Linked DNA regions of Homo sapiens: regions 2, 3, 4, 5, 6 and 7 are each linked to region 1. A link is a loop called in an ENCODE intact Hi-C map of the cell type or tissue named here. Cell type or tissue: psoas muscle. All regions are shown on one strand.

What was found. A loop is a pair of places that touch in the nucleus more often than their neighbours do. Peaks named below come from ENCODE experiments on the same cell type or tissue, not always from the same donor. Only the 100,000 strongest peaks of a DNase experiment are listed, where the experiment ranks them.
Region 2: a loop joins it to region 1, with 4 times the contacts of the local background. A loop is called at or near these places in 26 of 110 quality-filtered maps.
Region 3: a loop joins it to region 1, with 2.8 times the contacts of the local background. A loop is called at or near these places in 14 of 110 quality-filtered maps.
Region 4: it touches region 1 in a loop (4-fold over the local background); 66 of 110 quality-filtered maps call a loop at or near these places.
Region 5: a loop joins it to region 1, with 4 times the contacts of the local background. A loop is called at or near these places in 7 of 110 quality-filtered maps.
Region 6: it touches region 1 in a loop (15-fold over the local background); 66 of 110 quality-filtered maps call a loop at or near these places.
Region 7: it touches region 1 in a loop (11-fold over the local background); 72 of 110 quality-filtered maps call a loop at or near these places.

The regions. Positions count from the first base shown.
Region 1 is chr3:155,321,618-155,325,617 of GRCh38, forward strand. No RefSeq gene overlaps it. Among named protein-coding and RNA genes, the nearest start is that of STRIT1, 30 kb to the left of the region's middle. In psoas muscle, a CTCF peak has its summit at 1,656; no DNase peak of the experiment used is centred here; H3K27ac peaks cover 811 bases.
Region 2 is chr3:154,953,396-154,957,395 of GRCh38, forward strand. It overlaps LOC105374171 (a long non-coding RNA gene), which reads right to left. Exons shown (of 5, transcript XR_001740568.2): 2 at 3,544-3,704; 3 at 2,118-2,211. Among named protein-coding and RNA genes, the nearest start is that of MME, 120 kb to the right of the region's middle. In psoas muscle, CTCF peaks have their summits at 1,571 (motif pointing right) and 1,774; no DNase peak of the experiment used is centred here.
Region 3 is chr3:155,078,314-155,082,313 of GRCh38, forward strand. It overlaps MME (membrane metalloendopeptidase), which reads left to right and starts at 2,006. Exons shown (of 23, transcript NM_007289.4): 1 at 2,006-2,153. In psoas muscle, no CTCF peak of the experiment used is centred here; a DNase peak (open chromatin) is centred at 1,618; H3K4me3 peaks cover 3,583 bases; H3K27ac peaks cover 1,553 bases; H3K27me3 peaks cover 841 bases.
Region 4 is chr3:154,322,804-154,326,803 of GRCh38, forward strand. DHX36 (DEAH-box helicase 36) reads right to left here and starts at 1,684. Exons shown (of 25, transcript NM_020865.3): 1 at 1,371-1,684. The coding sequence starts at 1,613. RefSeq lists an enhancer at 1,577-1,871. In psoas muscle, no CTCF peak of the experiment used is centred here; a DNase peak (open chromatin) is centred at 1,718; H3K4me3 peaks cover 2,591 bases; H3K27ac peaks cover 1,966 bases.
Region 5 is chr3:155,180,906-155,184,905 of GRCh38, forward strand. It overlaps MME (membrane metalloendopeptidase), which reads left to right. Exons shown (of 23, transcript NM_007289.4): 23 at 1-2,799. Among named protein-coding and RNA genes, the nearest start is that of LINC01487, 58 kb to the right of the region's middle. In psoas muscle, no CTCF peak of the experiment used is centred here; no DNase peak of the experiment used is centred here; H3K27ac peaks cover 1,560 bases.
Region 6 is chr3:154,333,522-154,337,521 of GRCh38, forward strand. It overlaps GPR149 (G protein-coupled receptor 149), which reads right to left. Exons shown (of 4, transcript NM_001038705.3): 4 at 1,422-4,000. Among named protein-coding and RNA genes, the nearest start is that of DHX36, 11 kb to the left of the region's middle. In psoas muscle, a CTCF peak has its summit at 1,584 (motif pointing right); no DNase peak of the experiment used is centred here.
Region 7 is chr3:154,756,794-154,760,793 of GRCh38, forward strand. No RefSeq gene overlaps it. Among named protein-coding and RNA genes, the nearest start is that of MME, 320 kb to the right of the region's middle. In psoas muscle, a CTCF peak has its summit at 1,658 (motif pointing right); no DNase peak of the experiment used is centred here.

The sequences.
Region 1 (4,000 bases):
AAGAGGTTTGCAACTTAAAAGGATGCATGGCCTAAAGCCAGCACTGATCACATAGCATGAAAAAATTAAAACCAGGATCTAGTTTCAAATTCTGAAAGGCATTTTAAATGACTGGCTGACCCTGCATTGTAATTTTCATTATTGTTTTCCTACTTCATTCAGAACAGGATTTTGTATTGGGATTTTAAAAGGAATACAAGTAGAAAAAAATCCATAACCATACATCCTCCCAGCCTCTAAAAGTTCTCTTTATTTATTACTTTTGGCTTTTATTCTGGATCTTACAAGGAAAAATTATGTGTATATATATATACACACACACACATATATGTGTATATATATATACACGTACGTATGTGTATATATATATATATGTGTATATATATATACACATACATATATATCCTCTCACATTTCACATTTTATCCTCATTTCCAGACATGATACACTGTTGGCTAACATATTTTCTATATTATCAATAGCAGATTAGCTTATTCCTTGCCTATGAAGGGCAAGTTAAAAGTTCAATGTTAGTAAGAGTCGGTTCACCCTTCACCCTGATCTGTGACCCTAGACAGTGTTCCAGAACCTAACTATCCCTCTAATAAAAAACAATAGGAAAACCCCATGCAAGAGTGAATGGCCTCCTAACACTACTGGAAAATATCTCCAATGACATATGTTCATCTAGAGGCTAGCAGCACCTTCTTTACACACAACAGGCAGTAACACTGACAATTTCTTTAAAACCAGCTGCATTCCATGCCTTTCCCTGGACCCTGGGAATGCAGCAAGGAGAAAGTTAGACCCAGTCCCTGCCTTCTTAGAACTGCATTCTAAATTCTGCTTCTTCCAGCAAGTCTGTTGAAAATTTCAGATAATCTTGATTTCTTTCTTCTCTGAGCTTCTGTAGCACTTAGAATCTGTAACTGAATATAAGACCACTTTATACTGGAATTTTATGTGTTTCACTTTTACTCATTCAGGCAACACTAATCTCCTTTTCCCAATGAGATTATAAATGCCTTGAAATCAAGGAATTTTTTAATTTTCTGTTATACTTAATGCTTAACACAAGAGTGGTCACTCCGATTTAATGTTGCCTTTTTGTTGCTGTTGAGCAGCTAAAAAAATTACAGGTAAAAAAGACTAAGCAATTTTAAATACAATTTTGAGAACTTTGAATAACACAAACTAGTAAGTAATATATTCATACATAAATATTTAATTCACAATCTCTCTATAGTATTAAATGAAAAGCAAATTCTTATCACTGTATACGCATAGGAAAAAGAGACAGATACCAAAATAGTACGTTAAATCATATGAAATTGTGAGTTTTGTTGTCTAGTAGGTCCATACGGTTAAACACAATATAAATTCAGCTTGGTTATAGGTGGAATTAAATTTTCTTCATATTTTAAGGTACTTTATTTTCCTATAGTAAACATTTATTTTTAATTAGAAAAACAATTTAAAATTACTCTGATTTGTTAAATACACTAATAAGGCACTCTTTTTTGAAATCTGTGAAAAGATGATTTGTCCACAGCAAGTCTGACATCTAGCCTTCTAAAGACTTGGTGGGATTTGCTGCATTAGATCCAGCACAACTGTCCTTGACAAGGTGACTATTTGGTGTCTAACACCCTCTAGTGAGCGGATTGCGAACACTCAGTTTATTCTTGTAATTACACTTGAAAACAGAGGACCTCTCCAATTGATGCCAGCATTGTTACTAATGGTTTTTAGTTGCAGAAAATTATGATTATGAGTGTGAATTTCTAAAGGAGCTCAGTTTTCATTTTTTTGTGAGTCAAATGAGTCCAGTGTTTCTATTATTAATAGATACAGCCTTTACCTTCAATTCAATTTGAATTGCAAAGACTCAAGATAAAGAATGGTATAACATTTAAGGACATCAGGATTAACTGGATTATCTACCACCCTTCTAATTTCAATGCAACCAGTCTGTATTACCTATGGCACATGCCACAGGGATAATGCCCACGTGACTGACAGGAACAACCAAGTACATAGCCTAGAACAGGAGAGCTGGGGGTGATCATTAAATGCTACACAATGGAGCTGGGGCCTGTGCCACATGGCTTTCAACGTTAATATTTATTCAGAAATTGGATAAATGTCATTCATTTATATAAATTCAATATAGCCAGTTGGTTCTTTGCACTTTAATTTTTACTCTTCCTTTGAACTAATGCTGTGAGTTTAGATTTATTGTGCAAATTTCAATTTGATGAATTAAATAAATAAATGAACATTTAAAGATATGTATTCATTTACAATCTGAACCTCACTCAGTCCTAAATTTAGTATCCATTACTTTCTGAGGTTGAATTTCTTCTGGTAAAGACCTTTTGTTAGCACCATTCCCAGGGTAATTCCCCTTTCCCCCAAGAAGATCCCAAGCAGCAACTCTTCCTATCTCTTGTTTCTCTTTAAACTGGGAGGGTTCTTTGTAATACAAGCTGCAGGCTGAAACCATCTCACCTTACCTACTTGTATTGGTTCAACACATATTTACTATAGTGCTATTGTAAAAATCTGGATCAATATTCTAGTTCTGAGCAATTATCCTGTAAATCCTGCCAGGTGATGAGAATAAATAGGATGCCGATCACCCAGAGGTTTCCTTTTGGGGAAAGTAAGACCGAGGGAGCTAACCAAATCCAAGCCCCATGCACCCAAATCTTAGCAAGCATAACTATAGCCACCAGTTATCTGGGTGTGTCACAAGACATTCTTTCCTCTCTCTTGGAGGACGCAGTTCCACGGCTTCACCTTAGCATTCGGCTTATGATAAGGAGTCCATGCAACCCCTCCAAGACACATTTTTGTCCCAAACTCTATTCCAAGCTTCGGGTCAAAGCCCTAGGAAAGAAAACTGGATCTAAGGGATCCAGAGGTAGACGATAACAGAGGTTAAAAGGCACAGTGCAGGTGAACATGGCTAATTCCTATTGATTAAGCCAAGCCTCCCATTTCATGGATAAAGGTAATGCTAGTATCCATGGCATAAATGAGGTCTAGGGAACTCCAAGGCTACTGACAGTAGGGGGGGATAGAGACATAGGTGAGAGTGGATAATTCCTATTCTCTAGGCCCTCCCTGCTTCATGGGTGCAGGCCTCTTTGGCACCCATGGGTGGTGGCTGCCAAGGTCGCCAGGACCCAGGGATGCAAGGAAGAAAGAGGGCGCTCTTCCTTCTTTCCCTCACGTACCCCAGGTATTTGCTAGGAAAAGAAGGGAACAAGGGATGTCTGCTCCCCTCTTTCTAGATGGGTAGCCATTCATCTTCAGTCTATACCCCTTTCAAATGCATCCTGAACCCCTTTGAAATAACACCTTCTTTTTTCCTTTCTCCTCCTCTGTCCTCTCTCCACTGATAGGTAACTGTGTCTCCATACTATAGAACACTCCCCTCAGATGCATCCTCCAAACTGGAAAGAGTTAATTTCCCAAACCTTAAACTGGTGGATTTAGGATTGGGCTCAGGGGAAGAGAACCCAGAAGCCCAGCATGCTGGCAAAAACGCAAAGGTTTTTTACCAGTCAGGCTTTTAGCCTCCCTCTCCCTGTGCAAACTGGTAAAAGGCCTCGGGATTTTTTAGCTGTCCTTACCCCTCCCATTTCCCAAAATGAAAATGCTTGTTCATTTTGATACATGTTTTCTAATAATCAGGTTTGTCTCTTTTTGCCCTCAGGCCATCAAACTCCAAATGGTCATGCAACTGGAGCCTTGGATGATGGCCCCTTCTATTGGGGACCTTTAGATAGGCCGCTGAGAGAGATCTATTTTTCCCAAAACAGCACCCCCTGTCAGCAGGAAGCAGTTAAGATCCATCTTCATCCTCATCCTTATTTTAATGGCAGTTAGATGTACTTCTTTAGAGTGCGGGAACCAGACAGCCAAGCATAAAGGGGTCCCTGGAGAAACTCCAACCGGCATGCACACTAGGAGGAGTGCACACTGGGGCGGA
Region 2 (4,000 bases), 370 kb before region 1:
GAGCCCCAGAATGTTTTTCAGTTGAGCATTTCCAGCCATTTAACCTGTCAATAAGAGATATAGGAACTATTTCATTTTATTTATATACCCACCTTTCCCAGAATTAAAAAAAAAAAAGAAGTCTTGTGCTTCATAAAAGGTGTCTATTGAAACAAAACTAAACTCAAACCATAAAGAAACGAATAACATATCCTGAAGAAATTTCCTCTTTCTCAGAATTAAAAAGGCTTCAACCTTGAATTTTCAAAATAAACTCATCTCAGAGCTGCCACTGTGGTTAGTGAAAACTATTAAGCTACAGACTTCGTACTGATGTCACTCCTTCTCTATTCACTACGTGTGACCCATAGCCCTACCCTGTTTCTCTTCTGCTCTCTGCTTTCATAGGTCTCTGTTGGGTCACTTAGCTCAAGCTAAATGGAAAGAGTAGAAAAAGAGGCTTTCTTTAGCCTTCCTGTCAATATGCAGGCATATAACCTCACTGGAATCAGAAAACCTACAGATTATCACACTCCAACTGTCACAAATGACATCAGAACTGAGTTCATGTGAATACCAATTCTAACAGCATTTTTTAAAAATCAGGGCATGCTTTGTGCCCTCAGTAGAAAATGTTAGAAAAAGCACCTGTTGTTACCCCAATCCCTATCCCCATTTTACTTTCACCTTCTCTAGGTGAAAGCACATGTCAGGCATCAAGATCAAAGTCACACTGATAGAGAGCTAACAGAAATAAAAAGACTGAAGGAGGAAGAAAGGATGTTTATTAAATTGGGGGTCAAAAAAGGAGATAAATAGTATTATCTCCCCTCCTGTTTCAAGAAGAGGTAAAACAGGCTGGAATTTGAGAAACTTTTATTAGGTAAAAGGAAAGGATTTTGAAAACCAAAAAAAAAAAAAAAAGTTGATGATGGGGGCAGAATTTCTCGATTGTACTTTTTTAGGTATAGAGTTTTAGATGATGGGCATTTGTCTAAGACATTTTCAAGATTTCAGGAGACTTTATAAACCTGTGGAAGTGGATAGAAAGGTAGGAAGGCAGGTTAGGTGTGCTTTCAAATATACCAAAGAAGACCAAGATTGAGCTTCTAGACTACTGGCTAAAGAATCAGTGGGGGCCTTCAGATGATCTTCTTACTTGTCCAAACAAATTTACCATTAGGAGAAAAGGCAGATTTCTGAAGAATTACTTTGCAGAAATAAAGATATTATCAGGCAAGAAAAGCTACATTATGCTGCAGTGACAAAATCTTATTGACTTAAAGTAATCAAGTCTTGTTTCTTGTTCAATCTATACATTCACCTACTCTGCTCATAATCATTCAGGGAACACTCACCATCTCAAACATTAAAAATTAGAGAGAAAAGAATTATGAAGGTTCTTGCCTTGGCTATTAAATGATTTCCCTGGAAATATCATGTGCTACTTTTGCTCATAACTTATTATTCAGAACCAATCACAGGGCCTCACTCAGACACAATGAGGATGAAAAGTATGATACCATGTGCCTAGAACAGGAGACAGGGGATACATTTAAGAGTACAGCGCTAATAACTACCTCAAGAGGGCATCCTCCTGTTTCTCAAGAACCTAAGCAAGTATAATGGAGTCTCAGAGTCAGAAGAAGAACATTTATAACATGTCTTCTGCTTGTAAGTATGCATATAAAACAGAAGTGGCATAGAGCATAAATAAACTCTAAGCTACCTGATTCCCCCACTTCTGGCATGCAAGATAAGGTTTATAAATACTTGGAGCATCTAGGAAATTGATTCCTCGATATACGATTGATTGATTGATAGCTAGATAGCTAGCTAGAAATGAAGGAGGCTAGACTAAGGGTTAAGAGAAAATTATTTTTCCTTCTTCTATAGATAGATATAGCAAAAATATAATAGAATTTCATTAATTAGGGCTGGAATGGGAGAAATCCACACTGATTTAGTCAAAGGTATATATTATGAAATATATTAAAATTAATTTAATGTTATTTTAAGGAAATGATATTATTGTCAATATTACAAAATATTTAAGAGAAAATATTACACACAAAACCTCAAACAATCAGATTTAGTTCATATATATTGACTTAAATAATAAGGAATGCAATACATACCAAAAATTTGGCATACGTAGTCACAGACTTATAGACCCATTGATGTCTCTACTACCAAGTTATTGGTTTCATGGCCATCCAACTTTCCTTTGGACTAAAAAAGGATTCAGTTAGCTCGCCATAACATTTTATGATAAATTCATGGTTAAACTATACTTTTAAAAGATAACTACTAATTTTAGTTTGAAAACTAATGCACACTTTATCTAAGGTCATAAAAGACACATTGGTCATTGTTATTTATTCTTGCTTTACTCAGGTTTTTGTTGTTTTCTATTGTGAGAGTGATCAATTAAGATTGCAGAAAAAACTCTGAATAATATTACCAAAAAGGGAATATATTGAGAGGATCACAGCCAGTACAGGTGAAAAAGCCTACAATAGGCTTAAAAAAAAATAACACAAACTGGGGAATCAGAAATTAGACTATTATACAGGAGTGAATTGGCTACCACAGGATAAGGGCACACCTATCATTGTTTAGGGTTTTGCATCATTCTCCAAGAGTCTGCATCCTAGAGCAGATGCTATTTAACGTACCTAAAGTTGTGTTTCCATCCCCTTGGTTAGAAAAAGTCAAGATACTTTGATTGACAGGCTTCTTAATCTTGCACACAGTGAAGAGATAATTTCCCAAAAAGGATATGGGATTTTTTCCCAGATCAAGGGAAAACAGCGTAATGAATACTCAATAAAATAGGAAATATCTACTATACTAGAATCTGCTCCTAACAACTTTAAAATTCAACAACATTCTTTTTAGGGGCATATACAAACTTCCTCATATGGTTTGTAGTGGAAACTGAATGATAAAGGACCTTTTATGTCAGGAGTTTGGAATTCTGCCAAGCAGGTTATGAGGTCCTACTGCAGTGATATGATTTGTGTTTGTGTGTTTATTTGCTTAACTACTAATGGAAATGTGTGAAGTGGGTTACAGGAGTAAACCCAAGTATTAATAGAAAGACTAGTTAGGCAGCTGGCAAAAATTTAGTCAAAGCAAAGTTATAGGAACCAAATGTAAGAAAATGTCAGTAGAGCTAGAAAAAAGGGATCTGTATTAATTAGCATTTTGTATACAAAAAAAACCCACAAAACTTACAGATTTAAAACAACTACCACTTATTTAGCTGATTGGTCCTCAACCAGTGAAGTGGGGAAGTGGGTGGGACATTTGGCAATGTCTAAAGACATTTTTGGTTGTCACAGTGGGGGTGAGGATGCTGTGGTCATCTAGTTATTAGAAGCCAGGCATGCTGCTAAACATTTTATGATGCACAGGAAAGTACCACTCCTCCCCAAGAATTATTCAGTCCAAAATGTCAATATTACCAAGGTTGAGAAACCCTGATTTAGCTTAAGAGTCTGCAGGCCATCAGTATGGTTTGGGCTTCATTGGAATTCTGCTGATCTGGGCCAGGCTCACCTGATCTCAACTTGCTGATTCATACATCTCTGGTCGACTATTAATAGCTGGTCAGGTGGGAGCTGGCTAAGCTAAAGGGCTCAGCTGGAACAGCTCCTTTTTGATCCCTTTGGTTTCTCATCCTCTGGAAGAATGATCAGGCATTGTTCATACAGTGAAGGCTACAAGAGATCAAGAAGAAATATGCAAGGCCTCTTGAGATCCAGCCTCAGAATGCACACTGTTGTGTGTCAGTCTCATTCTCTGAGCCAAAGCATGTCACCAAGCCAGCCCAGAATTAAAGAATGGAAAAATAGACTGTATCTCTTGATGAAATGGCTATCAAAAAAAGTGATCATTTTTATAATCTACCAAAGAGAGAATTTTGAAATAGCTAGAATATAGAATCAAAAATAGTTGGTGGCTGCTGGTAAAAGGAGAAAGATAGTGAAATTAAAATTATACTGACCAGAGATCC
Region 3 (4,000 bases), 240 kb before region 1:
GTTGTGAGGACTAAATAGTGTCTGTAAGATGCACAGAGAAAGCGTAAATAGACGTCAATAGCACTTGTTAGGTCTACACACTCCATTTTTCCTCTATATTAATCGAATTATTTAAAGATTGGTTAGCTTTTTGGGGAAATGTCTCTCCATTGTATTCCACTTATTAGGATGAACTACCTTTTCTCCTTGCTTTTCAGCTTTCTCTGCTATGAAAAAGATGGAAAATTTTTTAGCACAAGGGGACTCTTCTCAAGCAGCAAATCATTTTGATATTAAAAACAGATAATTGCAAACCCAGTTTTATTTCAGTATGAATTCCGCAGTGGAGTGTGAATATGTGTGTGTATGTGTGTGTGTGTGTGTGTGTGTGTGTGTGTGTAATTACCTGTGATTCAAAAGAGGAAAGGGATCAGTATTAAAGGTACTTGTACACTGGAAGCAAAAAAAAAAGGAAGTTTAGTTCCTCTGAGCTCCTTGGCAATTATAGCTGCTAAAGGTAGCTTTTACAAAGAAACTGCCTTTGTGCCTAAAGTATTTATTTCCTTGTTTGTATTTACCCCTTTGAGGAGGAATCGCTGTGTCTTGAGTGAAAGGGGTACGCTGCTTGCTTGCATTAAACTGTGAGGGTCCAGGCGCATTACGGCTGATTTCAGTAGGTAGAGCAGACACACTTTAGTTTATTTTTCTCTTTCTCACTCCCCACCCTCAACCTCCGATGTACACACGTTTTAAGATTCCCTGAAGTCAGGAGGTGGGAGCGGAGAGTTTCAGTTCAGATCTTGACATGAGAGTACTTCGACCAAGGAAAAGAAAGGGAAGAAAGAGGGAAGCGGGGTGGAGAAAGCAGGAGCAAGGAAGGAAAGAAGGAAACGGGGAGGGAGAGTAAGAAAAAAGAAAACGAAGGAGGGAGGGAGAGAGGACATTTAAATGAAGAAGGAAGGAAGCTTGGATTCAGGGAGGAAAGGGAGCGGGAAAGAGAGCGAAAGAAGAGCGTGAGAAGAGGCAAGCATTATAGTCTCCGGTCCACAGGGGAGAGATGGAGCCCCCTCAGGACTAGAGAATCCCGAAGAGCCCGTGTATTGTTTTCTTGAAAGCCCCGAAGCTAAGCAATTCTAAAAATGTTTAGCAAAGCCCTTTTGGGAATGGTGAGATGGGGGGTGGGGAGGATGGGACATTTTCATTGCCACCGCCCGCCCCCCGTCTCCCCGGCCCCCTCACATGAAGTGACTGGATTTGGGAGACCTAGCGGAAACCTTCAGGTCACCCAGGGAACTGCTCCTCTCTCTGGTCCTGCAGCGGCGAGGCGGGGTAGGGGGTGGGGGGGGTGGGCCGTGAGAGCGCCGAGACGCGCGGGGCGCGGAGATGTGCAAGTGGCGAAGCTTGACCGAGAGCAGGCTGGAGCAGCCGCCCAACTCCTGGCGCGGGATCTGCTGAGGGGTCACGGTGAGTCTCTGTGGGTGCGGGTCGGAGGGATGCCCAGGTGCCTCGTCGCCCCACGGCCCGGGCGGAGGCGGGTCCGGAACCTCCCCCAAGTCCGGCCTCAGCCTGGAGCCCGCGCGCCTTGGGCGGATGCACGGACTGAGAGGCGCTTGGCTGGGCTCTCAGCCCGCCACTGCCACCCGGCCCCGTGCGCTCATTGGTCGGGATGTGTCGGCTCAGCAGCCTCCAACTTCTCCCGAATCCCACTGGTGAGTCCCAGGAGAGCGAGCTGAGGGAGAAAGGTCCAAAGGGCGCGAGCGCCCAGGGCGCTGGGAGCCCGTGGGACGGGCACGGGGAGGGCAGAGCCAGCCGAGGGGAGCGGCTGCCGGGAGGTGCGCTGAGCAGGGTCCGCAGCTAAGGTCCAGCGCGATCCGAGCGCCCAGGACCCTGCGGCCGTGGAGGAGGCGTGCCCTGGGAAGGAGCCGCTACTGGGACCTGAAGAGTGAGGGGAGGGAGAGGGGCCCAGAGGGTGACCTGGAGGAGGGCTCTGGAAGTCACGTCAGGTTGGCTCTTCAGGTTCATTTCCATAGTTCCCTGCGGCCTCTGCCTTGGGGAGTTATGTTTTGTTACCGAGATCCGCGCTACCAGATTGCACCGGGGCTGATTTGGGGGCTGGGAATTTGCCATTCTGCTGTACAGACACTGATTTTTTTTTCTTCTTTTTAAAAAGCAAGGTTTGTTTTCATTTTGGTTTCTGTCGGATTTTCTCATTTGTAACTCACTTTTCTATTTTTACTTTTCTTAACCGGAAGATCTTTTCATTATCCCACCTCTTCATCTTGCTTTTAACCTGATTTCCTATTATATAATTAATGCTTAAATCTCACAAGGGTTGGTCGGTGCGGGGCTGGTGTGTCCTTTTGTAGATGAAAGTTTAAGACCTCTTAACTGGTTTCAGTCTATTTGTCTGGTTTCAAAATAAGGGTAATTGCAACCAAATATCCCTCTTTAGCTTCTCGATCAAGTCGATTCCTCCCCCATATATGATTCAAATGGCAATTTTATTAAACTGAAAACTAGTACCTGACTTGCAGCGTCAGCATTTGGAAAGTGCTTGTCGGCAAATCGACTGTATGAAGGCGTGTAGCTTCATCCCCTGCCATTTTTGTGGGTTCTAGCACTTTAAAAAATTGTCTGGTAATTTCTTGGACTTAACCCTGTGTCTTTGGTTGTAGAGCAGCACTAACCAGGGGAGTAATATGGTTGGCACTTCGTGTCCAGAACTCCGTATTTCAGGCTGGGAAACACCTAATTAATGTCTGGGAAACAAGAAGATGATTTATCCTGAGTACCTCTGTCCTCAGCTTCTGCAGACACAGTTTAAATATGGAAACTGTTTCTCCTTCTTCCTGTGCCTCAGTTTCCATAGAACAAACTGTAATTGCATAGCACAGCTTCAGGAACCTGCAGATATAAGTTAATGTTATAATGTGCAGTGAAGATGAAAACTGCTTAGCTAAGTCTAAGTCTGTAAGTCAATGAGATTTCCTTTTTAACAAATCAGTTATCCAGGTTTCCTGCTTTGACTGTCTGATATAGTAATGCTTATGCTCAACTGGTATAAGAATTGCTGCTTTACATTGCTTTGAAATTAAGCTTACACTTAAAATAGTAATTTATTCTGTTGGTAATATTGTCGAGCTGAAGTTTGCAGGTTCTTGTTATCTTAGACCTCCTAATTCTCTATTCTCGTCTGTGGCAGTGTCCACTTTTCCGTTTAAACTTTTTATTTAACACATCTTCAGTTGAAGTGAAATATTTTAAGAATACAGGTATGTTTTTGCGTACCCTGCTTTATATGGGACTATAAGCCTCAACTTGGTATTTTTTTTTTTTTTGTATTCTTTTGTTTACTTGTCCCCCTTACTCTTCTCTATGGGATTGGGTGTGGTTAAGTTGGATATTCAGGTATTTGGGGTTTAGTCATATGTTCCACAGTGAGATTCCAGATACTGTCCCCTGATGTCTTAAAGAAAAATTGTGAACCTTCCAGAATTAACTGGAAATGAACGACAAAGTTAATTAGGAGATTAAACTTGCATCATTTCTGCTTTTGCTCAATGCTTTTGAAAAAAGGCTACTAAGAGCAAAAGACTTCCTTTAAGAATTTACAGGGCATTTACAAGAGGGGGAGATGGAGGAAGACTTTGCAGGTGATTCAAAGATTATATTGTTTTGATGCAGCTTCTGTCACTGTCTTCATTTCTCTGTAACTGTTTCTGCAAACTTGGGTGCTGACCCATTAAGAGCCCAGCTGCTTCAGTACCCAGTCTCAAGGGTAAGGAGGAGAAGCCAAGGGAAAGTAACTTACAGGGAGAAAGAAATGCTTATCCACTAGCTTTACTACACCACAAGGCATGGAGTTTCCACAGAGCACCTGTAATTTAACCCTGAGGCTGCCCTGGTTCACCCCTTCGCTTTACTTTACAGGGACACTGACTGTCATTTCTAAGGAAGAACTAAGAAAAAAAAAAGTCCTTTTATACCAGTAAAACATTTCTCTACATTGTCTTCTGACATA
Region 4 (4,000 bases), 1.0 Mb before region 1:
TAAAACCTTGTTTCAAACAGAGCCTTAATAAATAAAAGTTGTAAAGTTACTTAGACGTCCGTATCCTGATTTTCAAGCCAGTATGCCCAACGAAAAAGTTAATTTGGGGCTGTAAAAGAAATGGATTTGTTTTTTAAAGAAAAGTTTAAATTATGAAGATAAATGGATAAGGCCCCCAAAACACCTGAATGAACATGACATGGTTAAAAGAAATAAAAAGAAATGGAACGGTTTAAAAATAGTAGTCTAGGCCTGGCGTGGTGGCTCACGCCTGTAATCCCAGCACTTTGGGAGGCCGAGTTGGGTGGATCACCTGAGGTCAGGAGTTCGAGACCAACCTGGCCAACATGGTGAAACCCCGTCTCTACTAAAAATACAAAAATTAGCCGGAGGTGGTGGCGGACGCCTGTAATCCCAGCTACTCGGGAGGCTGAAGCAGGAGAATCGCTTGAACTTGGGAGGCGGAGGTTGCAGTGAGCTAAGATCGTGCCACTGCACTCCAGCCTGGGCGACAGAGTGAGACCCTGTCTTAAAAAAAAAAAAAGTTGCCTAAATGATGATCTAATTACACTCTATAATACATTTTATAAGGTGCTTTTAAAAAGTCACCAAAGGCCTATACTAAGAAAGTTCCTGCTTAATGATAAAAATTATTTTTTATTAGAATTTTATTTACTAGTCACTCGGAGAACTTTGTTTCCCTTACTACAGATCTTTAAGACACAAATCAACCTGACAATCACCTGAAGAGAGGAGAGTAAGCCAAATCATCTCTGGAGATTCCTTTCATTTTCCTTTTCAAAGAGAATCTGCTCATCAATAGAAATTTCTCCACCCCAACATAAAAAACAAAAACCTAGGTTTGCAGATAATTTTAACACTAATAATAAAAGCTGGACTATTTTTCTGAATGATCCACATCCAAAACAGTGTCTGCCTGCTTTTGTTCCGCGCAAACCTATCTCAAATGTAGAAAGGTCGCTATGTGCTTCTTCACCAGGCAAAGACCTTAAAGTGACAATTATTATTCTAAGGGAAAGGACGGCCAGAGATACGACAACGACACTCCTAATAAAGTTAATTTCGGTTGGAACGTGAACTTAACATTTGCTTTGTCACAGTTCTCAAGTCCTTTAAGCAAAGTATATATTCAGCCTGCATAAATCCTGCCTGTTTTTGGTCAGATGAGCATGGCTAATGTTACGCAGTACACCCGCTACGGGGAGCGCCAGCATAATATATTTGCGCCTCATTTACATTTCACAAAACACGTGCATCACTTAAGAAACAAAACCAAGAAAAAGGGGGCAGCGGGAGAGAGAAGAAAACCTGTGCTGCCTCATCCTCTCCACTACTGAATCCGAGATTACCTCTTGCCTCTCCGCTTCCTTGTTCTTCTGCCCCTGTTTTTTCGCGTACCACATGCCGATTTCGCGGCCTTTCAGGTGCCCGGGATGCCGGCCCCTGCCGCCTCGACCACCCCCTCCGCCGCCGCCGCCTCCTCCGGAGCCTCGGTTACCTCCATGACCCCCTGCTGGCCCCCCTCCATAGCCCCCACCGGAGCTGCGGGGACCCCCATCACGGCCCCAGTTCTGATGGTAGTCATAACTCATTGTCCTGGCAGACTACAACCCGTCAGAACCAGCAACCGCTGGAAATGGCGTCCGGGCCCGGAAGCCACTGTGCGCCCACTTCCGTTTTGCTTCCGTAGCACCGCACAAGAGGGCGGGCCATTTAGCGTCACAAGCAGTGGTTTCTGGTGACGTCACGGGAGGACGACCCCGGTGGTCTGGAGGGTGGCAGGGATCAGGTTCTGTCTGAGCCCCCGAGTTGTTTATCTTTGTACCTCTGGAGCAACAGCCAGCCAAAGGCTCGTAGATTTTCTTTCCCTAGGCCCAGCAAGTGAGCCAATAGCTTTTGGTTTTTACTTTCTTATTCCTGGTAAATCCGCAGTTTTTTTGCACTTAGGTCCTAGGGTAGTAAACGTTGATTGAAACAAAAGAACCCTTGGATCAATTCGCCGTCTTCTAAAGAAAAGTCTCTAAAAAATGAGTTCTTCTAGTCTTGAAAACAGCCTGACAACTATTCAAATATGTAATTTAAAATCCCCTTACCTCCTTGAAAGTGTTGTCACTATTTAGTACGTTTATCCAATAGTGTTAAGATGAGCGTGTCTACCCAAATTCGGTGCAGAGCTCTTAGGCAATGTAAATAAACTACTTTGAAGATTCATGTGTTCATATGAAGCCACATACTGTTTATTAACCAGCACACTGAGTGTTTTGTACAAGCTGTTCTTGAATAATCAAGTAATTGGGCCACACAGGCTTGGATGTACACCAGGAGATATCCAGCTCATGTTACAGTTAACTGATGTAAAGGTGCTGGGAATACTCACTGAACAAAGCAAGTATGGCATGAGCTTTTATTTGCCTACAGTCTTAAGGGAAAGACAAAGGCTATCTTTGTGCAGTGAATTAAGAAAGGGAAATGCTGTATGCCAGGAAGGGGTCTACAATACACCATTGTGGCCTAAAAATTATTTTGAGCAAAGACATTTGAGTTTCTGAAATCTACCTGTCTAAATGCAGAACCACACGGAGGAATTCAAATCAAGCTCCTCCCTGGGAGGGAAACCCAGGAAGACTGACTCTTATCACTGGAGGTTAGAAGCTGGCAACACACTTGAATAGACATTGTCACAAAGCTATCATATCTGGCATCTGTTTTAAGGTGTCATTTATTTTTACTAAAAGTCATTTGTTTTTTCCATACGTGCTGTTTTCCCCTTTCCTTCCCTTTATAAGATGGTAGATAAGTCAGAACTCTACCTCCCTGAATCACCTTTTTCTGTGAACTCTATTATGTATGTGGTTAAGTCTGTCTTTTCTTTTGCTAATCTGTTTTGTCACTTTAAGTCTGGGGCCTGCAAACACTGAATCTAAGAAAGTAGACAAAAAGTATTTCCTCCCTAAGAGCCAAGAGATACTACAGCAAAAGAATTTAATTTTGGAGTTAGGTGAGTTATGCAACAACTTTTGAGATAAGTAGACTTTTGCCAGACTAATGGGCAGAAGAAAAGTATGGCAGGTGAAAGGAACAATGTGTAAAGACAGATAATGATGTGAGACATCGGAGAACTTAAAACAACTACCCTGAATCTTAAAGCCTGATGGGGAAGGCCAAAGAGGTAGATAGGGGTCTGATTATGGAAAACTTATGTGCCACTTAAAGAACAGTGATATGTTTATGCAGAGCAGTGGTTATTTTGACTGCTTCAATTGGAAATAAATAGCGGAGACAAGAGTGGATACAGGGAAACTAGTTAATGTGATGTAGGGGAGGCAAAATGGGATGACAGGGCATTACATGTGGAAAGAATTGGAATCAGGAGACATTAGAAGATAAAATTACTTAAATTTGATGATTCATTGAATGTGGAGAATTGGAAGGGTTAAACGACTCCAAGTTTAAGATTTGAATTATTAACCCATGGGGAGGCACATTGTATCCTGAGATGAGAAACACAGGACAAGGAACATTTTGGGGGTGAGGGGCAGGGCAAGTTAATGTGTTTTATTTTTACATGTGGACTTTGAGGAACTTATGAAACATACAAATGGAGTATCTAGAAAGCAGGCTGTAAGAGTTAAAAGCACAGAGGCCAGGTGTGGTGGCTCACACCTGTGATCCCAGTACTTTGGGAGGCCAAGGTGGGCAGATAACTTGAGGCCAGGAGTTTGAGACCAGCCTGGCCAACATGGTGAAACCGTCTCTACTAAAAATACAAAAATTAGCTGTGCATGGTGGTGCATGCCTGTAATCCCAGCTACTCAGGAGGCTGAGGCAGGAGAATCACTTGAACCCAGGAGATGGAGGTTGCAGTGAGCCAAGATTGTCCCATTGCACTCCAGCCTGGGCAACAGAGCTAGACTCCATCAAAAAAAAAAAAGAAAAAAGAAAAGTTGAAACGTTAAAAGTACAAAGAGAGTAGACTGAA
Region 5 (4,000 bases), 140 kb before region 1:
TTTATTTGCAACATTTACAGTCCTTCAAAATCCTTCCAAAGAATTCTTATACACATTGGGGCCTTGGAGCTTACATAGTTTTAAACTCATTTTTGCCATACATCAGTTATTCATTCTGTGATCATTTATTTTAAGCACTCTTAAAGCAAAAAATGAATGTCTAAAATTGTTTTTTGTTGTACCTGCTTTGACTGATGCTGAGATTCTTCAGGCTTCCTGCAATTTTCTAAGCAATTTCTTGCTCTATCTCTCAAAACTTGGTATTTTTCAGAGATTTATATAAATGTAAAAATAATAATTTTTATATTTAATTATTAACTACATTTATGAGTAACTATTATTATAGGTAATCAATGAATATTGAAGTTTCAGCTTAAAATAAACAGTTGTGAACCAAGATCTATAAAGCGATATACAGATGAAAATTTGAGACTATTTAAACTTATAAATCATATTGATGAAAAGATTTAAGCACAAACTTTAGGGTAAAAATTGCCATTGGACAGTTGTCTAGAGATATATATACTTGTGGTTTTCAAATTGGACTTTCAAAATTAAATCTGTCCCTGAGAGTGTCTCTGATAAAAGGGCAAATCTGCACCTATGTAGCTCTGCATCTCCTGTCTTTTCAGGTTTGTCATCAGATGGAAATATTTTGATAATAAATTGAAATTGTGAACTCATTGCTCCCTAAGACTGTGACAACTGTCTAACTTTAGAAGTGCATTTCTGAATAGAAATGGGAGGCCTCTGATGGACCTTCTAGAATTATAAGTCACAAAGAGTTCTGGAAAAGAACTGTTTACTGCTTGATAGGAATTCATCTTTTGAGGCTTCTGTTCCTCTCTTTTCCTGTTGTATTGACTATTTTCGTTCATTACTTGATTAAGATTTTACAAAAGAGGAGCACTTCCAAAATTCTTATTTTTCCTAACAAAAGATGAAAGCAGGGAATTTCTATCTAAATGATGAGTATTAGTTCCCTGTCTCTTGAAAAATGCCCATTTGCCTTTAAAAAAAAAAGTTACAGAAATACTATAACATATGTACATAAATTGCATAAAGCATAAGTATACAGTTCAATAAACTTAACTTTAACTGAACAATGGCCCTGTAGCCAGCACCTGTAAGAAACAGAGCAGTACCAGCGCTCTAAAAGCACCTCCTTGTCACTTTATTACTCCCAGAACAACAACTATCCTGACTTCTAATATCATTCACTAGCTTTGCCTGGTTTTGTCTTTTATGCAGATAGAATCAATCAGTATGTATTCTTTTGTGCCTGGCTTCTTTCTCTCAGCCTTACATTTGTGAGATTCCTCTGTATTGTGCTGATTGTGGATCTTTTCATTCTCATTGCAGAATAATGTTCTATTGTGGGACTTATTACAATTTGTTCATCCTATTGTTGATGGGCACTTGAGAACTTTCCATTTTGGCGCTATTACAAATAGTGCAACTATGAATGTACTGCATGTTACCATCTTACTTGAGCCTTTAATGGACTTATTTCTTCAAATCCTTCCAAAAATTATTATAAGCATTGAAATTATAGTTTCAAGCCAACTGTGGATACCCTTACCCTTTCCTCCTTTATCACAACCACCGTTACAAGTATACTTATATTTCCCTAAAATACATTTAAAACTTACCTAAGTGACATTTGTAGTTGGAGTAATAGGAGCTTCCAGCTCTAATAAAACAGCTGTCTCTAACTTATTTTATTTCCATCATGTCAGAGCAGGTGAAGAGCCAGAAGTGAAGAGTGACTAGTACAAATTATAAAAAGCCACTAGACTCTTCACTGTTAGCTTTTTAAAACATTAGGCTCCCATCCCTATGGAGGAACAACTCTCCAGTGCCTGGATCCCCTCTGTCTACAAATATAAGATTTTCTGGGCCTAAAGGATAGATCAAAGTCAAAAATAGCAATGCCTCCCTATCCCTCACACATCCAGACATCATGAATTTTACATGGTACTCTTGTTGAGTTCTGTAGAGCCTTCTGATGTCTCTAAAGCACTACCGATTCTTTGGAGTTGTCACATCAGATAAGACATATCTCTAATTCCATCCATAAATCCAGTTCTACTATGGCTGAGTTCTGGTCAAAGAAAGAAAGTTTAGAAGCTGAGACACAAAGGGTTGGGAGCTGATGAAACTCACAAATGATGGTAGGAAGAAGCTCTCGACAATACCCGTTGGCAAGGAGTCTGCCTCCATGCTGCAGTGTTCGAGTGGATTGTAGGTGCAAGATGGAAAGGATTGTAGGTGCAAGCTGTCCAGAGAAAAGAGTCCTTGTTCCAGCCCTATTCTGCCACTCCTGACAGGGTGACCTTGGGTATTTGCAATATTCCTTTGGGCCTCTGCTTCTCTCACCTAAAAAAAGAGAATTAGATTATATTGGTGGTTCTCAGCAAGAGAAGGAGTATGTGTCCAATGCTGCCTTCCCATGAATCTGTCTCCCAGTTATGAATCAGTGGGCAGGATAAACTGAAAACTCCCATTTACGTGTCTGAATCGAGTGAGACAAAATTTTAGTCCAAATAACAAGTACCAAAGTTTTATCAAGTTTGGGTCTGTGCTGCTGTTACTGTTAACCATTTAAGTGGGGCAAAACCTTGCTAATTTTCTCAAAAGCATTTATCATTCTTGTTGCCACAGCTGGAGCTCTCAAACTAAAAGACATTTGTTATTTTGGAAAGAAGAAAGACTCTATTCTCAAAGTTTCCTAATCAGAAATTTTTATCAGTTTCCAGTCTCAAAAATACAAAATAAAAACAAACGTTTTTAATACTATTGCTTTTATGCCTAGTCAACTCTGTTCCAAACTGCCAACTCCTGTGTAAATCTCTACCCCATTTATTTCTTGAAAAATATTAAGATTAAATGGAGCTTTTATCTCTGTAGTCTTGCATTTCCCACTAGCTTCAAATTGAATTTTTAGAAAATGAATGATATAAGCTTTGTATCCATTATGTCCTTGTTTTCCCCACCCTTTTTCAAAGATCACCATGACTTTCTGATTGGATTTTTTTTCAAAAGTGAAATGGCCATCAAATGTTATATGGAGTCACTAGCATAATCAGATGACTTAGGCAAAAGCCAAAAGTAAGTGTCTTTATCCACAGTCTCTAGTCTGAAGAAGTTGACCATTTGGTTGGTCAAGTGGACAGAGGAGTCACATCTGACTGGTGGTCAAACTGGCACATGTTTATCGCATTCTAATCTTTTATCTAACAATGGTTTCTTAATTTCTGCTTCTTTGTATTTTGCATTTCCTCTAAAACAGTGAGAAACACTACTTTCACTTTCAACCTCATAGACAAAATGTTGTGCTTCTATTTTGCTTGACAAAACAGATCTTCTCAGTTGTACAAAGGAAGTCTGGCAGAAAAATAATCATTGGCTCTTGCCAGAAATAATGATGAGTTTCCAACTTGGGGAAGTATAGAAAGACTGGAAAGACTAATATTTATGATAAATGTTTATACTCTGGATTTTCCTTCTACCCAGAAACTGACAATTTTGCGGGTATTAGGCATATTAGCATCCCATTTCACTCTTATAAATACACTTGATAGAATCTCCAATCTGACATTTATGCTATATCCAGGAAGACAAATGGAGCCAAGTATCTGTATTATCGTTTTACCTTGGTGTAAATCCTTCTTACATGCTATGAATGCTCTATGTCCTCTGACATACTGCATCAAAGATGTAATGCTAAGACGTATGGCAGCTTTATAACACCAAAGAAATAGGGATTCAAACACTAACTAGGGCTGGGTGCAGTGCCTCACACCTGTAATCCCAGCACTTTGGGAGTCTGAGGCAGGAAGATTGCTTGAGCCCAGGAGTTCAAGACCAGCATGGGTAACACAAGGAAACCCCATCTCTACAAAAAGTAAAATACAAAATTAGCCAGGCATAGTGGCACATGCCTGTGACCCCAGCTACTCGAGAGGCTGAGGTGGAAGGATCGCTTAAGCCCAGGAGG
Region 6 (4,000 bases), 990 kb before region 1:
TCTGTGGTGGTCTTTGTGTCTGTACAGTCTTTGACCCTTGCAATAGACAATCATTTTTGAAATGAGATCATGTCACTTTTTTGCTTAGAACCCTCCAATGGTTTTTCACTTCATTTAGAACAAGACTAGATGTTCATACCTGGTCTGCAACGCCAGTTTCCTCCTGCCATTATCTGTTTGCCTTTATCTCCAACCACTCTCTACCTCTCTCACTCAGCTGCATTCACATTGACCTCCTTAATGGTTTCACAGATTACAAAAGGCACACTCCTACCTCTGGATACTTGCTGTTCCCTTTGCTGGGACTATGATTTCCCTAGATAATCACATAGCATGTTTCCTCACTTTATTTGAGACTCTGATGAAATGTTACTTTATCAGTGAAGGCTTTTCTGACTAAATTATTGAAAAAAGCACTCTTCCCATCTTTGTCCCTTTATTCTAATTTTATTCTTTGGCCATTGTTACCTCTGGTCCCTATTTTCTGTCAACACACTTAATACCAGCATACATATATATGTACCACACACTTATCACTACCATATGTATATATGTAAATATATAGTAAAGAACTTAACCTATCCAAAGAGAGGTTTGGCCTTTGTCCTTGGCTTTGGGGGAGGTAATTTCTAAGCCCTTGGAATGTCATAGCCGAAAATAGTATCTTTGTTTGTCTGGGGGCCTTGGACCAGCAGATAGTAACAATGTGTTTTTGAGAGGGGAGTTTTGGGCATTCTGTATCAACTTGGCCTCCTGGAGAGCCAGAAAGAGATATCAGTCATGTGAGTAGTCAACCATGCTTACCCTTGCTCCTACCATGATGCAGCCCCAGGAAGGACTCTGGACACCAAGGTTCAGTTGAGATTTTCTGCTTGGCAGTAGTCTGTGCAAGGTGTCACACATCGTCGCCAAAGAAAGTAATGCCGTCCATGACTCCATGGGGAGAGTACCATAGAAGTTCCACATTTACAACTTTTCCTGGACTTGGCTCTATGACCTCTTCTCTAGGCTGATTTTATTCTGTATCCTTTTGCTGTAATAAACCATAACCATGAGTACACAGTTTTCTATGAATTCTGTGAGTCCTTCTAGTGAATTATTGAAACTAGCAGTGGTTTTGGGAATTCCTTGAATTTGCGATTTGTGTCAGGAGTGAGAGCAATCTTTTGTGGACTGTGTTCTCTGACTTTGTGGTTGTCTCAAACTCACAGTAAATGTAAAAACATATATTTGTTTTGTTTGAGTTTTGTTCAAAAGTTATAAAACCAAGTATCTAGAACAATTTTTAGTATGTAGTAGTCATTTATTAAATATTAGAATGAAGAAATGAATGAAGGTAGCTGAAAAGTATAAGAAATTAAGAGAAAATCGATTTGTAAAATCCAATATTATAGAACCACATCAAGAAAAGCTTCCAAAAAATGCATAACTAAGACTCTTTTATTATATTTTTAAGTAATATTGTGCCATTTGCTATCTTCAAAGAGTTGCCTCTGTCAGTCACAACTCTCAGAAGTCTTAGGGATTATATATTAGGTGTTTATACTATTTGGGAGTCTCGGGGATTACGTGTTTGCAGTTTATAGGAGTCACCACCAGATGGTGATATTTTTATTAGGTAATAAGTTTTTGCCTTCAGATACATCAATTTATAGAGAAAAGAGAAAACTATACAAAATATAGTATTTATTAATAAGAAGAACAATATAACTATACAAGGGTAAGGTATTTGGCTATATCACAAGATATCTAGAAAGGTATTTCCTCTACTAGAAACACACTTTTATAATCAATCACTCTAAAGAGTAAGCAGACTTAAGTAAACTTATGTAGTTTAACCTTCTCCTCCCTTAACAAGGATTTGGAGCGTCATTCATGCTTAGGCACAGCTCTAGTAGATTTTTCTTGTATATTCAGCTATTGTTGGCTTGGAGTTTGAAGTGTTACAGGTTAGTAATATGGTGCTGATTAGCCTTTCAAACTAAGACTTTGGGCTAAATAATACTGGTGTTGTTTCAATGCAGCAGAATTTTTATGTGCATCCATTATACAGTTAATTCAACAACCAAGGGCAATTAAATGGGAATATCCTAATTATTTTTCCAATTCCCCCAGTTTAAGCCCTTGTCCAGTTAAAATAAAATGAGACGGAAAATGGGTATTATTGTCTTCTATCTATTTCTTAATGCTCTTTAAACCTTGATTTCTGTTATAATCTCCATCCCATTCAAATTGCTGTGCAGTTATAAAGAATTTGTTTGCCTTCAAATCTTTGCTATTTTCTTCAGCTTTATTATGATCCTGTGTCTAATTTCCTTTTTGCCTGAAATTGCATTTTAAAGCAGCAATATCACCTTTCTCTTTCAGAAAATTATACATCTAAGTTTAAGATATCAAAGCCTATCTTCTACAAAGCATTATGAGAATATTCAATTCAATTTTTCTTTTATAAAGACATTTAATGCTACTGATTTATAATATCTGATTTATCTGTCCATTTGTCACTGTGTTAAAATAGCTGTTAATATTGGTGATACAGTCTTTTAAAATAAAATATATTTGTAACGAGAATACATTTGACTTTGAATTTATATGTTACACATTATTTGAGGCTTGCTTTACAAACATTATTAGTGGTAATACATATGTTTCCCAAATTTAGATAACTAGATATTGAGAAGTTAAAGATTGAGAAAGTCCATTGAGATAATTATTTTGAAAATGACTCATGCTTGTGGCAACAAAAGATGAAACATTCTGAAAGCCGATGTCAAGTAATTTTGAATTCTAATTCAACCTAATAAAACAGAAACCAAAATAAATCATTCTAAAACACAATTCATTCAATCTGTAAATAAATAAATAAAGTATGTGAGTGATGTGAGGGGCACAAAGTCTAAGACTATGTAAAGTGTCAACTCAGTAACTTTGGAAAATAAACTTTTAGGTAATACATTTCATATATGTTTACAGGAAGGTTAGAATAAAGCAATTTGAAGGAAAATCACTTTATAATTTTTGAAATACATCTTACTATTATTCTGCCAAGGTGATTCCTGCATTTTTGCAATGTAATGCATTCTAGAATTATCTTGAAATGTATACCTTACAATCACTTAATAAAATAGGTTCAACTGTTTCTTTGAGACAACACGTCTTTAGAGAAGAAACAAAAAAGCAGCTAAACTTGATATAATATTTGAAGTAAACTTTTCTATTTCAAGAATGACTAAGAAAGGTTGCCCAATCCTCAGCTTTAAAAACAGATACTTTTGTTTTAGACTTAGAGGATTTTGCTCTGCTGTATCCAGAAGCCTACCATGTTTGGATGTACCTCTCATAACTGAATCTGCCAGTATTTTCTCCCAATTTCCACTCAAGTTAAAAAAAAAAACAATTTTAGGATAAAGTATACAATTACACAATTACAACTTTTTTCCAATAATGTTTGAGTTAAAGATACTTCTAATTCCACCTCTAACACACAATATATTTGTTTTATGGGACAGTCTTGACATACTGAAAAGATGAAAGGAAAACTGTTATAGGTAAGAAAAAAAGAAAAAACAGTAAACAATTTATATTTGGTAGAAATGAAGGAAACAACTATTTATAGACTAGGAACCTGCGTGTTTCTCAGTTGGAAGCTAATTTTTCATTTTACAGAAGAATGTAAAGCTAAAGCAGTAAGTGTAATAAGCTTGTTTTGCTAGCCACATTTAGGCAAGTTCCTTCAAATATAATTTGGGGTTTTGTTACATTTCTTCCATTCCCAGAATTCCTCTTTTTTCCCCTTTGCAGTAAAGGCCAACATTGTATATAGAAACATATGCATGGAACAGTATATTCACTGAGTTTATACAATTTTCTGTTTACTAGGAAGTTGACAAGCAAAAACATTGGTAAACTAGGCCAAGATTTGATTTAGAAAATATTTTTTAGAAGTCAGATAAGAAGTAAAATCTTTTCATTACCACAGTGTGTGATCTTTAGGTAACAC
Region 7 (4,000 bases), 560 kb before region 1:
ATTTTTTAAAAAATATAAAGAATAAAGACAATTTAAGAAAAAGAAAAAAATACAGTGTAACTTAATTTTTTTCCAATTATGAGTGATGTTGATCACTTCTTTATATTTAAGAGCCATTATTATTATTATTGTGTGACTATTCTATTTATATTTGTGCCCATTTTTGTGTTGGAATTTTTGCCTTTTTACAAACATTATACAAATCTAAAAAAGTGTATATTACAAAATATACTGGGCAGCTATGCAATATAAAATATACAAAATATACTACTATACTAGTATACAAAATATACTATGCAACTATATAAAATAATATAAAATATACTAGAGATTGAAGCCAAAATAAAAAAGTCTCCCAGCAAAGAAAAGCCAGAGACCCCATGGTTTCATGGCAGAATTTAAATCTTTATTTAAAGAAGAAATAATACCAATTCTACTCAAGCTATTCCAAAAAATGGAGGAGTAGAAAATACTTCCAAACTCATTCTCTCAGCCAGTATTACCCCGATACCAAAAACAAAGACACATCAAAAAAAGAAAACTACAAGCCATTATCCCTTATGAACACTGATGCAAAAACTCTCAAAAACATACTAAAAAAATTAAATTCAACAACCTGTTTAAAAAGATCATCATGACCAAGTGGGATTTATCTCAGGGATAGAAGGGTGATTCAACACAAACAAATCAATCACTGCTTTCATGCTACAACAGCGGAGCTTAATTTTTTGCGACAGAGACCACGTGGCCTGTAAGTCCCAAAATATTTGCTAACGGCCAGGCGTGGTGGCTCACGCCTGTAATCCCAGCACTTTGGGAGGCCGAGGCAGGAGGATCACGAGGTCAGGATATCCAGACCATCCTGGCTAACGCGGTGAAAACCCGTCTCTACTAAAAATACAAAAAAATTAGCCGGCCTAGTGGCAGACGCCTGTAGTCCCAGCTACTCAGGAGGCTGAGGCAGGAGAATGACGTGAACCCGGGAGGCGGAGCTTGCAGTAAGCCGAGATTGCGCCACTGCACTCCAGCCTGGGCGACAGAGCAAGACTCCGTCTCAAAACAAAACAAAACAAAACAAAAAAATTTGCTAACTAGTGTTTTCCAGCAAAAATTAAAAACTACTGTTCTACATCATACCAACCATAGCCAAACTTCAGGAGTTCCAGTGAGGAGTTCATTCTTCAACAGCTGTCTGATGTTTTACATTGCTAAAGTTACACAATTCAGTTTTCATCCTCAGTGATATCAAAGAAAGCAACTGGATATTTAAAGTGCTGATTTAAATAGTGATATTTATGTCTGTGTACAGAAATTAGCATTTAAAAATCATATCTTTCTATTGAATCATAAGCTTCTTTATTGGATTTAAAAAAAAAAAAACGTAAACTGATTTTTATTGAACATACCAGAGTGCATTTATATTTCTGGGCCTGGCTTTCCCAGTGAGCAAAGAGAACAAGTTGAACACCAGGGTCACTCCCCGTATTGACATGTTTAAAAGAGCATTAAACTAAGAAAGACTATTAACAAATGACTTGGAAGGTTATTAGAATTTTTATCCTCTATAATAAAAGTCGATCTTCTCAAGTGTTTATTTTGAGATTCAATTTCAAAGGGTTTTATATAAATAATCTAGAAAGCCGGTTCGTTTCTTGCTGGAAACATTATTGTTATCACTAGAGGGAGCTGGTTTTACATAAAATTAATGTATGTAGGCCTGTATCTAGAAAAAGACAGAAAAGCACTTTGTGGTTCATGTTAAGAAAAAGAACAAAATCCTTTTCAAAATATTTTTTCTGCTAATAAATTGTACTTGTCAAGGAATTATAAACTGAAAGTTTGCTTCAAAATACTGTAATCTCTGTTCCCAAGAGAATTTTTGATACTCTAAATGTGATAGTGGAATAAACATTCTATGGGGGTATCACTTAATTTTCATATAGTAGTATTGATGTCTGTAGTCTTTTCATTGTTCTTTAAATTTATCCTACTTTAATTTTCTTTAAATTTATCCTACTTTAATTTTCTTTAAAATGGAATTTTGTCATTGTATAGTTTGAACAATATGCTAAGCAGAGTTGCAGAGTACAGAATAAGATTTTGGCTAAATTGTCTATCTATTTAATATAAAAGATATAAACATTCTGGTGTTACTTTGAAATGCCTGATTTTCAGTGAGTGCTAAAATGAAAAGAACCATTAAGTATTTGCTTTAACTTAAATACTTTCTTACATGTAAGTACTATTGTATTGATAACTGTCTCAAATTTATGTAAGTAAATTTACATAAATGTACGTAGGTCACATGCAGAGTAAACTTACGTAAGAACCAGATATTCAGCCAATAGCCAATAGCTTTGGCTAACTGGGAACTTACTAAATTCACTGTGTTTCCTTGAGACTTTTTATTTGGAACTCTAACTACTAAGTTTTAAAATAGGGCTAATTCATCTCTCTACGCTTTCTCTGATGCATGGATATCAATGCTTATAAATTATTTATAAATCTCCTTTCAAGTTGAGCAAACCTCTAATTTCAAAACAGGATTGAAATTGATAGAACATGTTTGACCAGGTGAATGGAGTTTTAATCGGTAAATTATTTCAGACAGTGAGGAACCGGCCTTTGTTAACTCATTGACCCATTTAAACCTCTGCCCACCACACACACACAAATTCTTCTTGCCAAATTCAATGATCTACATCAATTTTTAAAAAATTCAGATTATGCCCTTGCTTGATAGCATTTTTATGCTACTAAACGAAAAGATGTTTGGCATTTCTTTTATGTCATAACTTTTCACCTTTAGTCAAGTTTTTAAATTCATAATCTTGAGTAAATATCTGTGTAGCTGTTCTTGAATCAACCAAAGAAAAATAAAAATATTACTGTCTAAGTTAACGAATGTTCATTAGTTGCTCATTAATTATAATTGGACCTACCAATAATGAAGTAGAAAAAAGGGTAAGGATTTGATTTAAAAGACAGTTGTTTTTCTTTCAAAGAAAGAACCAACTGGAAAACAAAACAAATCTGACGATGGCTTTTGTTTCTTACCTATTCTGGTCTCAGTAACCAGTGGTAAACAATGAGGTTTGTTGTTGTGTCTGCTAAGAAGAATATGAACAGATATTACAAGCCACAGTAAATTGTTCAGTGGGTTTTCTCTGTAGAACTTGTTGATTTGAATCATAATGGGGTTTCAAGCAACTTGATAAACCTTTGTCAAGATTTTTAAGTGGAAGAAAAAAAATGATGAAATGTACAACTTGTAGAATTTGTTTTTCCTAGTGTGGTCCCAAATGGCGCCATCCTTTCACTCTCCCAGTGTGCTCTAATGAAGAAGGGACATAGAGGTCATTGAGGTCAACGGCGAATCAGCAAGAGCTGACAAGATGTGATTCTTGGCACTTAGAATGGCTAAATGCCACCAACCCCTCCAGACTATTTTCCAAATATTTTGCATTTTACAAAGACCAAAGACTTTGACCAAACTGTTTCTCTCTCCACTCCATTTTTAGCTCTAAATTTATACTTATAAAGCAAACTCAAACCAGGACTTCTGAATAACACGTTGTTAAGCAGTTTGAAGTGGTATGGAACCTATCCTCAAATTATGTGTAGGCCTCTCAGCCCTTAGAACTGGAAGCTGGGAAGTTGATCACTATTTTCACCTTCTAGTTGGGAGACAGTGAGGTTAAGGAGACCCAACCAAGTTAAATTCAGGCTTTTTTTTAACTTGTTGTCCCTGAATGGAGTTTTGGAGGTCTTTGAAATCTTAGAAATGCTATGTAAATTTTTATGTTATGTATATGTGTGGATATTGCTGGTATATAATGTTCATGATTTTACCAGAGTCTCAAAGGGTCCACAAAAACTTAATATGTTGAAAGCAATTAAAAAAAAACAAAAAAATTATCTTCTGGAAAATGTAAGCTTCTCCACTTAATCTTCACAGCAATTCTGTAGATTGGCTGTTACAGCCAATGGTTAATACAGA